Regions from separate parts of the Homo sapiens genome. Here region 1 is linked to region 2. Evidence: chromatin contacts called from ENCODE Hi-C data. All regions are on one chromosome and are shown on one strand. The core of a region is the stretch at or near the end of the contact, and the rest is flanking DNA. Distances in the headings are between cores, read along the strand shown. Region 1 holds the start of ZNF470 (zinc finger protein 470). Region 2 holds the start of ZNF616 (zinc finger protein 616).

Region 1 (7,097 bases), core at 1-2,500, 4.4 Mb before region 2:
TGAAGTTTGGTGCTGATACTCCCAAAAGGTCTTAGAACTGTGTCTGGCACATAATAAACACTCATTAAACATTAGCTATTACTATAGCATGCAGGAAACTAAACAAGCACAGAACAATATGGCTAAAAATAGCCCTTCCTCCCCCTTTCTCTTTATTGGAGTGGGAGGCCAGAGGGGAGGGAGAGAAGCCCAAGGAATGGGGATATCTTCCGTTATTGACTAGAACGTGATTAAGCCATAGAAAGGCTGGAATGCCTCGGCATTTCTGGGTGAAGCTGTGAATCTCGCCTTCTTCCCAAATCCTACAGTGATAGATGGGACAAGGCTCTGACGGGTAAAAATCTAAATGCTGAGCTATTCCTTCAACAGCAGCAGAGTACCCAGAAGTAATGCTATAATGGGTAATATTACGGGTAGTGTTCTCTCCCATGGGCCCTTAGTGATATACCAAGGACCTGAGTCAGGTTATCTGGTTAGGTGTCTCTGGCCAAGTCAAGGTCCCTCCCTAACTAAACCCAGCTCCACTCTGACCCAAGGTGACCCTCCAAATCTTTCGACTTCCAGGTCCACTAGCCTTAGAAACGGGGGACATCCTCCTCCAGCACCTGAACCCCGAAAGACAGCACCCAAAACCTCAATGTCCACTCCGGCAGCCACATCCGTCATCTGTCACTCTTACCTGTGTACTCAGTCCCCATGGTCTTCGCTCCTCGCCGTCCTGTGGACATGGAGCCCTGTCCTGGGCTCTGCCCCTTCCAGATAGGGCTGACAGGAAATGCTTCAGCCGAGGCTGCCCCGCCCGGGCAACTTCCCCGGGCTCTAGGACTTTGCCCACACTGGGCTCTACGCAGTCGATACAGGGGAGAACGGGGTAAGCCTCCTCCGGCCGGGTTTCCTGCTCTTGGCCACTTAAAGTGCTTCACTCATTCCAACACACACCGCCTTCCGCACGCCGCCGGGCCATGCACGCAGGCGCAGATTCGCGGCCACGCACCGGACAGTCACACACCGGGCCGCCATCCCCGCGCGCGCTCGCCCCTCCTCAGCACAGCACCGCACGCTCACCACGTATGGGCACTCACAGCCACCAGGCCACACGCGCACGCTCACGCCCGCCGCCCACACAGGAACCAGGACACCGCCCCCGCCGCGCCCCAGTCCAGCCTCGGCCGCTGCCCCGCCCAGACCTCCCTTCTCCTCAGCAACCGGCGGGACGTGCACTCGCCCGGCTTTGGGTCCTTTCCGGAAGTGGGCGTGTCCTCCGCTGCAATAGCCCCTGGGAAGTGTAGTCCGGAACGGAGGCGGCGTTCAGAAATAGGGCGCTGGCTTTGCCAGGAGCGGCTCCTCTCCAAGCCTGGCGGTCACTGCCCTGTGTCCCCTTTTGGGCCTCTCCTGGTCCTCCTGGTTGGATTAGGAGGCCTCTCAGCCCGGAGTCTGGGTCGCCGAAGTACAGGCCCCTTCACTGAAGCGACCCACGGCGCAGGGGTTTCTGGAAGCCATCGCCAGGCTCCGAGTGTTCAGATGCAGCTGCCAGGCTCAGGACGCAGAGAACTGGCTTCCAGCTCGCAGGAGCGCCTGTCCGTGGTGGGTAGGGTCGCAGGCGTGGGGTGTGCAGGAGCAGTGGGACAGCACTGAAACGCAGTCGGTAAGGCGTAGCGGCTACCCTCTGGAGAGGAAAACCATGACAGGGCGGGGCTTGGGGCGCGGGCGGGGCCTACGCGATAGAAAAGTGAGGAGATTGGGATTTGTCTGCTTTGCACACTTGTGACTTTCTGATGGTGCGCGTGTGGAACCTGTTTTATTTCATGCCTACTAGTTACTGCTCTCTGATATACGGTACGCCCCTCACCTCCCCCCACCCCATTTTATCTCTCCCTGCTGGAAGGAGGGTTCCAAGAAGGCACACAGCTTCCGTCCTGTTCAGGGTTATATTCTCAGTGACTAAAACAGCACATAGTAGGTGCTTAGTTTTTTATTTTTATTTTATTTTTTAGGAAATCACGAAATCTAGCATTGCCAGTCTCACCATGACACAACATGTTATAGGCTGAATATGTCCTCCCAAAATTACTATGGTGAAACCCTAACCCCTAGTGTGATGACGTTAGGAGGTGGGACTTTGGGGAGGTAACTGGTTTTAGATTAGGTCATAAGGGTGATACCCTTATGATGGGGTCAGTGCACTTATTAAAAAAGAGGAAGGAGGGGTCTCCATGTTTACACAACCACCAAGCAAAGGCCATGTGAGGACACAGCAGGATGTAACCCATTTGCAAGCCAACGGGGCCCTCACCAAGAACTGAATGTGCCAGCACTTTAACTTCCCAGCCTCCAGAATTGTGAAAAATAAAGTCTCTTAGTCAAGTCACTTAGTCTATGATATTTTGTTATAGCAGCCCCAGCTGACCAAGATACAGCATCATAGATACTGGCTCACCAGAAACTAACTCACCCTCCCAGTCACACTCAATCACCCAAGGCCACACAGTGACATCTAGACTGGACTCTCCTGGATCCAATTTATGTCAGACATCATAAACAACATAATAAAGCCAAGTCTAGCTGTGAAGATACTTTAACTATGAAACAGCAAATATCATCTTAGAGCTTGTAACGTTTGTGGTTATTTGAGTTGGATGAAAATGATAATATTCTCATTTTAGCTCTGGCATATAAAGAGCTCGGAAGCCTTCATTCCCATCTTCACAACAACAAAATCATTCAACAAACTGAAAATCAACTTTTCTTAGATCCATCAGAGAACTGAAGATAGAAAGGTAACTGACACCCCAAAATCCCGAGAAAGAAAAATACATAAAATTACAGCCAAGATTAGCTTACTTGAAGCAGAAGCCACTGGAGTTATAAACTGGTAAAAACTTTTATTTTTTATAATTTTGATGAATTGCTGGAGGCTTAGTGTGGGCTAACTTGTGAGTTAAAAACTCCTAGGGGCCCAATCTTAGATGGGCCCCCACACTTTCGTGAATTTTACCTCCAGAAACCCTATCAAATTCTCTCAGTGAAGAATGGGGAAAAATCTCAGGTTTTTGGGCAAGGGGAGGAGAAAAGTAAGCACCACATTTTCCATAATAAACACCTGCACTCCAAGAAAAACTACTTACTAGAGTCTTGTTGGACCTTGGGGAGAGGCAATTGGCCAGCTCCAGTCCCTCTATAGCCTGTCTGTCTCAGTAAGGCAGGATTTTTGAAAGGCTAAGAAGTGCTTCTGAAGATCACAGTCCAAGGCCTCAAGCCCACTAGAAAAATAGTATTTAATAATAAGATTATAGAATGCTTCCCTCCCCACTGTACCTCACTGCCACACTAATGGGGCTCTGGTCAATAACAGTAGATTACAACAGAGAAAACTGCAAGGCACAGACTCTATTTAAGAAGGAGTTCTTAGGGAAGCCCACAGAAGGAGAAGCATCTTGGAAAAAGTAGACAACATGCAAGAACAGATGGGTAATGTAAGCAGAGAGATGCAAACTGTAAGAAGGAATCAAAAGGAAATCCTAGCAATTGAAAACCATTGTAACAGACATGAAGATTACCTTTAGTGAGCCCCTCAGACTAAGACACTCTGAGAAATGAATGGGTGAGCTTGAAGATATGTTAATAGAAATTTCCCAAACTGAAATACAAAGAGGAAAAAAAAAGAATGAAAAAAGAAAAAGAACAGAATATCCAAGAACCATGGGACAATTACAGAAGGTGAAATATATGCGTAACTGGAATACCAGGAGGGGAAGAGAGAAAGGAGAGAAAATATTTGAATAATGACTGAGAATTTTCTAAAATTAATGACAGGACACCAGGCCAGTGTGGTGGCTCATGCCTGTGATACATACCAGCACTTTGGGGGGCCAAAGTGGGAGGATTGCTTGAGCCCAGGAGATTGAGACCAGCCTGGGCAACATAGTGAGACCCCATCTTTAAAAAAATACAAAAATTAGCCGGGTGTGGTGCTGTGTAATTGTAGTCCCAACTACTCGAGAAGCTGAGGTGGGAGGATTGCTTGAGCAAGCCATTATCCTGCCACTGCACTCCCTCCTGGGCAACAAAGCAAGACCTTGTCTCTAAAAGCAAGAAAACAAACACCAAACCACAGATCTAGGAAGATCAGAGAACACAAAGCATTATCACAAGTCACCTTTTGACATTATCACCAGCACTATTCAGTCCTTTTAATTTCTTTCAATCCTTTTTGTTTCAGATTAAATAATTTCTATCTATATTCAACTTCATTAACTATTCTGCCACCTCAAATTTCCTGTTAAACCTATCCAGTGGATTTTTACTTTCAAACATTGTATTTCTTAGTTTTAGAATTCCCATTTTCAAACTGATTTACTCATTTGCTGAAATTCCCATCTGCTCATCCATTAATAGCATTTTCCTTTATGTCATTCAGAATAATTATAATAGGGGCTTTATCATTCTTGTTTGCTAATACCAGTGTTTAAGGATTTGTATTGCTTTCTTCTCTTGAATGTGGCTTATGTTTTCACATATCTAATAATTCTTACTCTATGAGTAACACACTGTAGAGACTCTGTTGTCTCTACAGACAAAAAGTCCGTCTGAATTTTGTTTTTAGTAGGCAGTTCACTGTGTTGAACTCAATCTCCAACTCTTGTCTCACTGAGACAGGTAATGCTAAAGCCTTTGTTGGGATGCTTGGAGTTTGTCCAATACTTGTATAGAAAAGGGACTGTCCAGAAATTTTGGGTCTTAAGTGCTGGTGAAGGCTAAAAGGATAGTGAGAAATACTCCATTAAAAACTGGAGGAAAGAGGGTCCTTGTTATGTAATGGCAGAAAGTTTAGCAGCCTGTTATTTGCAGCTAATGCAGGAAGAAGAACTGGGTGACGTAGCTAAGATTTTCAAGGAATGTGCTGAATGTCCTGTTGCTGTTGTTTTCTTGCTGCTTACAGAAACATGCAAAAGAAGAGATATAAATTGAGGGAATAACTGTTAACAAAGAGGACATTAGGATTTTGAAAATTCTTAGCCTCTGTAGGTGGCAAACAATGCCAAAAACAAGAAAGGGCTTCCAAGCAAAAATGAAATCCAAGTTACTGCTAGGAAAACTGGTCTAGATAAAAACTAAGGGCATGGCTGTAAAATCCAGAACCTCAGAAAGACCAAAGCTGGTATCTCAGTACTATTTAACCACACAAAAGCTCTGTAAAGAGATTAAGGCGACCTGACAGACACTCTTATTCAAATAATTAGGCCTCTAAGAAGCTTATCTCAAAGAGATTTGTGGCTGTGGCTTTTGTCTTGTGCAGTGAACCCCAATGAGGTTCTCATGAAGCCCACAACATTTTCAGAAGACTCAGTAGAAACTCTGCCAACTGGAGTGAGAGGGACAGAGACAGCACAAAATGAAGAGACGCCACTAGATTCCTAAAACTCTAGTAAGCAAGCTAAGAAAGCTATTGATAGCATTTGGAGAGATACCTAATGTTAAATGACGAGTTACTGGGTGCAGCACACCAATATGGCACATGTATACATATGTAACTAACCTGCACGTTGTGCACATATACCCTAAAACTTAAAGTATAATAATAAAAAAAAAGCTATTGAACTGCAAATGCGTTGCAGGAAAAAAGGATTCAGAGGGCAGAACCAAGAGTTCAGATGGTGGATAATTATCCCAGGCCATGTGACCTAATAAAGGAATTTCCAAACATTTGTCTGGTTAGATTTCAGAATTGCTATGGAGCAGTGATTCCACTGTATCGGTTAGGGGTGGTGGAGGAGGGGAGACAGATAACTTGTTCTTTATTTTCTTTAAGTCTAAAGGTCTGCAGATCAATACCCATACTTAAGAAAGTATATCTTATGGGCTTCATTAGCACCTGTACCTATGTTAGATGACAAGATTATTGACTTTGAGGTGATCCTGTAATGAGGTGAGACTCTGAGAGGGGCCTTGGAAGGAGTGAGTGTATTCTGCATCTGGAAGGGAAATGAATCACTGGGAGGTGGGGACGGAGGAAGACTGTGGTGGACAGCCATTACGATGTCTCTCAAAGTTCCCCACCTCCTCTTACTCAAACTATTTTGTAATCCCCTCCCCTTGAAGGTAGGCTAAACCTAGTGACTCCTAATTAACCAAATACAAAGATGAGGGGATATCACTTCTAATATTAGGTTACAAAAGGACTTCATCTTCTATCTTGGGCATCCTCTCCTGCTCACTCACTTTTCAAGGAAGCCACTTGCCATATTGTAAGCTGCCCTACAGAGAGGCCCACATGGAAAGGAACCAACATGTCCAGCCAAAGCCTGTAGGGAACTGAGTCCTGCCCACTTACTTGAGCTTGAAAGCTGATTATCCTCTAACAAAATCTTCAGATGACTGCAGCACTGGCCCACAGCTAAGACTGTAGCCATCTGAGAGACCTTGAGCCAGAGGCACCCAACTAAGCTGTGCCTAGATTCCTTCCCCAAAGAAACTGAGGTAATGAACGTCTATCTGTTTTCAGCCACTAAGGTTTGGGGATAATTTGTTACAACAACAGGCAACTAACACGCCATCACAGTTCCTACTCTATAACTCAGGGAAAATAGGAATTCTATCATTAGTCAAAGGTATTATATTGATTAGAATTATAGTAGCTGCTATTACAATTGAAATCCAAATATCATTACCTTAACACAATATAAGTTTATTTCTCACTCATATAATAATCCATTGCTGGTGTTCCTTGATGACTGGGGAGCTTTCCTCCAAATAGTGGTTTAGGGACACAGAGTTCTATCTTTCAGCTTTGCCATTCCATATGATTAAGATTCTACTTCCGTCTGGACAGAACATCCTTTTCTTAAAAACCAAGCCCTGAGTGCCATATTGCTTCTATTCACACCACACTGAAGAAAATTCATCTGATAGACAAAACTGGAAGCAAAGGTGCCTGGGCAGACACATCCCAGGATCAATTCCAGACAATAGAAAAGAACACAAACTTTTGGTGGTCATCTAGTCACATCTCATATCATAGATATCATTAACAAATGCACACCCAGGACCTGGAAAAATAGCCACAGTATGCATTTGTGGTCTCAATAGACCTTGTTCTA
Region 2 (6,919 bases), core at 3,943-6,442:
TGTTATACTTTTCATAATGTTATACTTTTGAGACTTCTATCAGTCCATAGTATTTTATAAAAACAAAATTAAATTTAGACTTATAATAGTCTTTGGGATGGTACATTGAAGTGGAAAAGAAGTAGCTGGGGAAAGATGCTTACTGCAGAAGGAGGGCATACTTTCTGATACTGCATGAGGGATGTCATCGGGTGAAGTTAAGAACGACAAAATATAGTGGACTGGAAACCTATTCTCAGGAGAACTGTAGCCATGAAAAGTACTGTTATTCATTCCTGACCTCCTGGAACCAGGCCCTAACTCATCTTCTCAGCAAAATTGCACATTTGCTATGGACCTACTGGGTAGTACCTTCTTTGTTTCCCTTTTCTGAATGTGAGGGTTAATTCAGGTTTTATTTTTCTGTTCCACCATGAAATGTCGTGAGTGACGAGGACTCTATTGGGCTCTCAGTGAACAGAAGTGTCATGAGACTGTCATGAGATCCTTGCTTGCAACTGAAAGTTATGTTTGGGCTTTTTTTTTTAAAAAAAAATGTTAGAGGAAGTGGAGGTGAATATTTTGTGTGGGCAAAAGAGGAACAAATTATTTCTGATGGAAGCTGCGCTGTCACATATTGTAATATTTCGAGACAGGGTCTCGCTCAGTCACCCAGGCTGGAGTGCAGTGGTGCGATCTCAGCTCACTGCAACCTCCACCTCCTGGACTCAGGTGATCCTCTTCTCTCAGCCTCCCAAGTAGCTGGGACTACAGGTGCACACCAGCATACCTAGCTAATTTTTGGATTTTTTTGTAGAGATGGGGTTTCGCCATGTTGCCCAGACTGGGAGAAACATATTTTAAGGTATAATTAGCATGTTGTGTTGTTAAAATCTCAGTGATAAACTTGCATATTAGCAACAGAGCTCTTGTTTCCACATTATACAATTTCAGTTTATTTTCTTGTATCATTCCAATGCTTTCCCTGAACTTAAAATAAAAGGGATCCTCCACATATTGGTGGAACACATTCTTTGCATCTGTTATTTTTCTATTCTTTTTTTGCCACACAAATCTGAGAATGTCACCTCGATTTTTGGATCCTTCAAGTTCTTCAATGGAAGAAATGTAAGTCCATAAATTGGGTTAAATGGTTTCTAGTGGAGTGTGTAATGATAAAAAATTATTTTTAAAATGTAGTTTTGGCTGGGCTCTGTGGCTCATGCCTGTATTCCTAGCACTTTGGGAGGCTGAGGTGGACAGATTGAGCCCAGAAGTTTGAGACCGGCCTAGGCAACATTATAAAACCCCATCTCTACTAAAAACACAAAAACTGAGGTGAGAGGATCACTTGAGCCTGGGGAGGTGGAGGCTGCATGAGCCGTGATTGCACCACCACACTGCAGCCTGGGCAAGAGAGCAAGATCCCATCTCAAAAAAAATTATATTACAGTTGAAAAATCATAGAATACAATGTTTAATATGATAACTCAAATATGCATTGTTAGAGCCTTTGAAAAATGCAATTTTATTAAATTATTTAATATTTATTGTCTGATAAATTTAATTTTTATAGTGCATGTGTAAAAATATTATAGACAATTTGAACAGTATTTCAGAAGCACTTTCAACAATTATATTGTGTAAAGTGTCCTATGTATGCATGAATAAAGGACATGTATAAAGTATTTAGCATGAGGAAAATTGAGTCTTTCTCAACCTAGGCATCATAAGTTTCAGGAGTAAACATTCAGTATTTTTTTTTGTATTTTTTAAAACCAGAACATTTATTGCATGACTAATCATAGACATTCTTAAGATGAACTGGATGCTGCAACAGCTGCCCTCTTGGGTTTAAGTATTGTTCCTTCATAGAATCCATGCCTGAATCTGTGGTATACAATTTTTAGGTGCCTCATTCCACCAGTTCCGGTGGTATTTTGTCTTTTAGCCTTGGCACTCCAGTTATACTTTCTCTTGCGCTTGGCAGCGTAGCCACATTTGCCACAGGTCGACTTCTGAAGGTGGTAGGCCTTAGAGCCACGGCGGCAACACAACGTGTGCGTCTTATTGCGACGCTTTCCAAACAATGACGTTCCCTTCGTCATCTGGCTTCTGCGGCCAAGACCAGAGAGACCGGAAGAGAAGGCACTTCCGCTATATCACGCTCAGAAGCTCAACATTCCGTGTTGAATTAGAGTCTGAGCCGAGATGGCATTACTGCACTACTGCTTGGGTGACCGGAGCCAGACACTGCCTCAAAAAAAAAAATTCTCCCAGGCTCAAGCAATTTCCAACCTCAGCCTTCCAACTAGCTTGGACTACTGGTGCACACCATTACCCTTGGCTAATTTTTGTATTTTTTGTAGAGATAGAGTTTTGTAATGTTGCCCAGGTTGCTCTTGAACTCCTGGGTTCAAGCAATCTGCCCACCTCAGCCTCTCTCAATGTGCTGGGATTACAGGCGTGAGCCACTGCACCCTGCCTTGTTCCTTTACTTGCTTAGTAAACTTGCTTTCACTTTACAGTGTGAACTCACCCCTAATTCTTTCTTGCATGAGATCCAAGAACCCTCCCTTTTGGTTGTAACTGCCCAACAGGTTCTCCTTCCCTGCTGCCTAGACAGAGCTGATTCATCAAGACAGGGGAATTGCAAGAGAGAGTTTAATTCATGTGGAGCTGGCTGTACAGGAACCTGAAATTTTTTTATTACTCACATGAGTCTCCCTGAAAACTCGGGGATCAGGGTTTTTAAGGATAATTTGATAGGTAGGTGTCAGTGAGTCGGGAGTGCTGATTGGTTGGGTAGGAGACGAAATCATAGAGATCTGAAGCTGTCATTTTGCACTGAGTCAGTTCCTGGGTGGGGTCACAAGACCAGATGAGCCAGTTTATGGATCTGGGTTGGTGTCAGGTGATCCATCAAGTGCAGGGAATGCAAAATATCTCAAGCACTGATCTTAGGTTTTATAATAGTAATGTTATCCCCAGGAACAATCTGGGAAGGGTGAGAATCTTGTAGCCTCCAGCTACATGACTCCTAAACCATCATCTCTCACCTTGTGCCTAATTTGTTAGTCTTACAAAGGCAGTCTAGTCCCCAAGCAGGAAGGGGGTTTGTTTTGGGAAAGGGCTGTTAATGTCTTTGTTTCAAACTATAAACTAAGTTCCTTCCAAAGTTAGTTCAGCCTATGCCCAGGAATGAACAAGAGCAGCTTGGAGGTTAAAAGCAAGATGGAGTTGATTAGGTCAGATCTCTTTCACTGTAATAATTTTCTCAGTTATAATTGTGCAATGGAAGTTTCAGGTTCTGGATCAGGACCCCTTTCTGGTAACACAAGGATGGTTATGAATGCATCCAGATATCCAAAAAGTTATCTCTGAAAGCCAGAGATTTCCTTTCCCTATGGGTTCTTCCCTTGCATGTCAACCCAAGGATTCACTGGGGACCTAGAATTGTGCAGGGCAGTTAGGAAGAGAGAGACAAAAGAGAGAAGAGGTGAAGTAGTTTTGAAGAAGAGAAAGAAGGTCCCATGCAGCCTCAGTTTTTTTTCCAACAAACTTTTCATGCTGGGAAATAGGATCCTGGTTTATTTGTGGGAGGGATTTTATAGGAGGGTGAGAAAAAAATGCCCTTTGAGGGTAGAGTCTGTGGAGCCCTAATTGGGGAAAAGGAGTCAGCCTGAAAGGACCAGGAGAAAGCAAAGAGATAAAGCAAATAAGCTATAAATCTTTCTTCATGGTCCAGAACATATAAAAAAAAATAGAGGAAGCAGATAAGCTGTAGGTCTCTTTTTCTTTATGGCCAAGGACATATGGCCTTTCTGTGGAAAGAACGTAAATAAGTCACAAACTTTCTGCTTTCATTTATCATCAAACGCCTCAGCTAACAGAAGAATGCAAGTTAGCTCCCTGCTACCTTGGCCTCCCAAAGTGTGGGGATTATAGGCGTTAGCCACTGCACCCAACCAAATCTCCTCTTCTCATGGCTCACTGCAGCCTTCACCTCCTGGGCTCAAATGATCCTCCTTCCTTACCCTTCCGAGTTGCTGGGCCCACACGTGCAGGCCACCATGTCCAGATAATTTAATTTTTTGTAGAGAGGTCTGGCTATGTTGCCCAGGATGATCTCAAATCCCTGGCCTCAAGCAATTCTGACACCTCAGCTTCCCAAGTAGCTGGGACTACAAGAGTGCATTACCAAGCCTGGCTACTTTTTGTATTTCTTGTAGAGATGGGGGTCTCACGATGCTGTCCAGGCTGGTTTTGAACTCTTGAGCTCAAGTGACCTGCCCACCTGGGCCTCCAAAACTGCTGGCCCATCTCAAAAGACTTAATCCATTTCAGTATCAACTCTCAAAAGTCTTAATCCATTCCTGTATCAGCTCTTAGGGCAGAATACCCCCTAAATATTATCTGAACCACACATGGGTGAGAATCAAGGTGTGATTCATCCTGAGGCAAAATTTCTGCCCAGCTGTGAATCTGTGAGGCCAGAGAAGTTATCTGCTTCCAAAATATAATGGTGATAAAGGCATAGGATACATCCCCCAGCCCTGGTAACCACCCTTCTAATCTGTTACTGTAAATTTGACGTTTGTACTTTGCACGTGTAAAAGCACAGGCAGTATTTGTCTTTCTGTGTCTAGCATATTTCGCTTGGCATAATGTCTTCCGGGTTCCTGGATCCAGCCACGGCTCCACATCAAATCCCCAGCGAGATCCTAGTTCCCTGACTATTGAGTAGCTTCAGCATCATCGGCAAGAGTGGATGGAGTCCACCAAGCTTGTAAAAATCGGTTTTGACTTAGTTCAACTTGTTAAGAAATCATCTTAGTTTCTAATATAAGTGGACCACAACTTTAAGCTTTAACCTTAAATTTTGAAACATTAACTTAAAATAGGCAGGCAGCAACGCTGCTTCACAGGACAAGAAGTAGTCAGAAAACCAAAGACATGCTGCCTGTGAACCAGAGTAAATAACAGGCTCTATTTCGGCCCCGCTTACCCCATGAAACCCCGCCCCATCCTCCGCCGCGGCTCCGTCCCGCCCCACCTAGCCACGCCCACTGCCGCTCCGGCCCGGCTCCACCCTCTCAGGGTCCCTCCCCGAGTCAGGCCCCTCTTTCCGACCCGCCCCTTGCTGGTCGCGGCTCGCCCAGGCCCCGCCCCCTGGCCTCCCAGTTTTTTCTCTCCGCTAGCAGTTTCCGTCACTCCCGGAAGCAGATTGCGCCAGGGAAAGGCCTTATCGCTGTGTGTGTGTTTCAGTCTACGTGGATTAAACATTACTTCGCTCCGTCTGCCTGGATTAAACGTGCACTTTGCAGTCCTCACTTCTCCGTACCAGTGATCTGGGGATCGCTACGGACCTTAAAATACCCATAGCCCCTTCGCCCCTGCAACAGGCACTTCTCCCCACGTAAGTCCGAGAATTGCTTCCCTGTCGGTTTAAAATCTCTCTCAGGCTGTTCCTTGCCCCCTGCCTTTCTGCCATGTAGATAACCATGTCGATAACCCCATTCAGGTCGTGTTCCTGCTTAAAACTCTCATTGACCCCTGCTTCGGCCCCGGGCGAAGTCAAGTCCTCCCTCGCGAGGTGGATTCCCACCAGTCGAGACCCCCGAGCTTCGCCCTTGTCGACGCCTGGAGGGGAGCGCCCGCTGCCCAGCTCCTGAAGGAGCCGCTTCTTCTCCCAGGTCCTGGGATTCTGCAGACCCTCCCTGTCCTGAGACACCGTCCCCCGCGCCACCTAGTGTCCTCCGCGCGCCACCTAGTGTCCTCCTCACGCCGGGTCCTTCCCCTCCCCAGGCTGCCCCTTCACAGCCACTGCTTTTCCTGACTCCGCGTTGCAGGAGGTCACCCGAGTCTGTCTTGTGACACCCACTGTCGTTCCTTCCCAAATTTTTACTCCACTGGAAAATGTGCTCTTCCGGGAGGTGGGCATCGTATTCCTCCCCTTTCCTCCTGAATGTGTGGGTGAGAGGGATCAGGAGAGGAAAAGAGGGGGAGCGACGGGACAGAAAGAAAAACTGGGGAGAAAAGAATGAGTACACGGCAAAATGGATGATAATTTAGGTACTGGCAAAGAGAGCAAGAGTGCAAGAGGACGCATGGAGAAAGTAGCACGGGGAGAAAAGCACATAAAGAAATTAGGGAAAAGGGAGAGCTTCAGGGAGCTGAAGGGCAGCAAAATAGAGAGGGGCGGCAAAGGAGGAGGCACTGCAGTCAGACGCGGGGGGCGGAAAAGGTAAGAGTCGGAGCCGCGGCTGACAGAGCCACGTGGTGCTGGGACTGAAGGAGAGGGGAGTGGGTAACAAAGGAGAGTAGAGGGAGAACCACAGCAAGGAGGAAGCCTAGGAAGTTGGGGGTGCTAGAGAGTGGGAACAAAGGAGATGTAACAGGGAAAAGGGAATTTAACAGGGAAGAGGGATTTTAACAGGGAGAGCAGACAGGGAGCTCAGATGGGGGAAAAGAGGCAGGAATACGTGGCGGCTGGGGACAATGGGAAAGTTTGGGGAGAAAGAGCAACAAGAGGTGAAATAAATTTCGAAGCATTGGGCAGAATAGACATAAAAGAGGGAATAAAGAAAGGGGAGAAAAACAGCAAAGGGAAAAAAGACGTGCAGAATGAGAGCGGGAAACACATAGTAGTGAAGAGAGTGGGCGAGGACCCCACCCAGATGAGCTGTGAGTTGATTGGATATGGATGGTGGTTTTAATGTATTGATTTGTGACTTTATACTCTAATTTAAAATTTGTTTCTTTAAATTGTACTCATGAGGATGAAAATTACCACTCTTTTCTACAAGGCTTGTGCATTTTGTATTTGTTTATATCAAAAGATATTTGGAATCCCTATTTAGCCACAGGGCAGTGACTTGATTCAGTCATTTTGTAACTCTTCTTTCCAGGGAGGGAGTAGAGGATGGAGGAGGAGAGA

The links. Hi-C counts contacts between places; a loop is a spot of excess contacts on that map. Pooled maps may share reads with other maps.
Region 1: a loop to region 2 is called in a pooled map, with 16 times the contacts of the local background. The contact joins the promoter of ZNF470 here to the promoter of ZNF616 in region 2. A Hi-C loop is called at or near these places in 4 of 50 pooled maps.

What each region holds. Positions count from the first base shown.
Region 1 is chr19:56,561,621-56,568,717 of GRCh38, reverse strand. ZNF470 (zinc finger protein 470) reads right to left here and starts at 1,250. Exons shown (of 6, transcript NM_001001668.4): 1 at 680-1,250. It overlaps ZNF470-DT (ZNF470 divergent transcript), which reads left to right and starts at 697. Exons shown (of 2, transcript XM_047439806.1): 1 at 697-1,645. The coding sequence starts at 697. The coding sequence ends at 1,635. RefSeq lists enhancers at 811-920, 1,301-1,510, 1,521-1,570.
Region 2 is chr19:52,138,211-52,145,129 of GRCh38, reverse strand. ZNF616 (zinc finger protein 616) reads left to right here and starts at 5,192. Exons shown (of 4, transcript NM_178523.5): 1 at 5,192-5,398. It also overlaps the pseudogene RPL37P23. RefSeq lists silencers at 4,897-4,946, 4,957-5,236 and an enhancer at 5,357-5,596.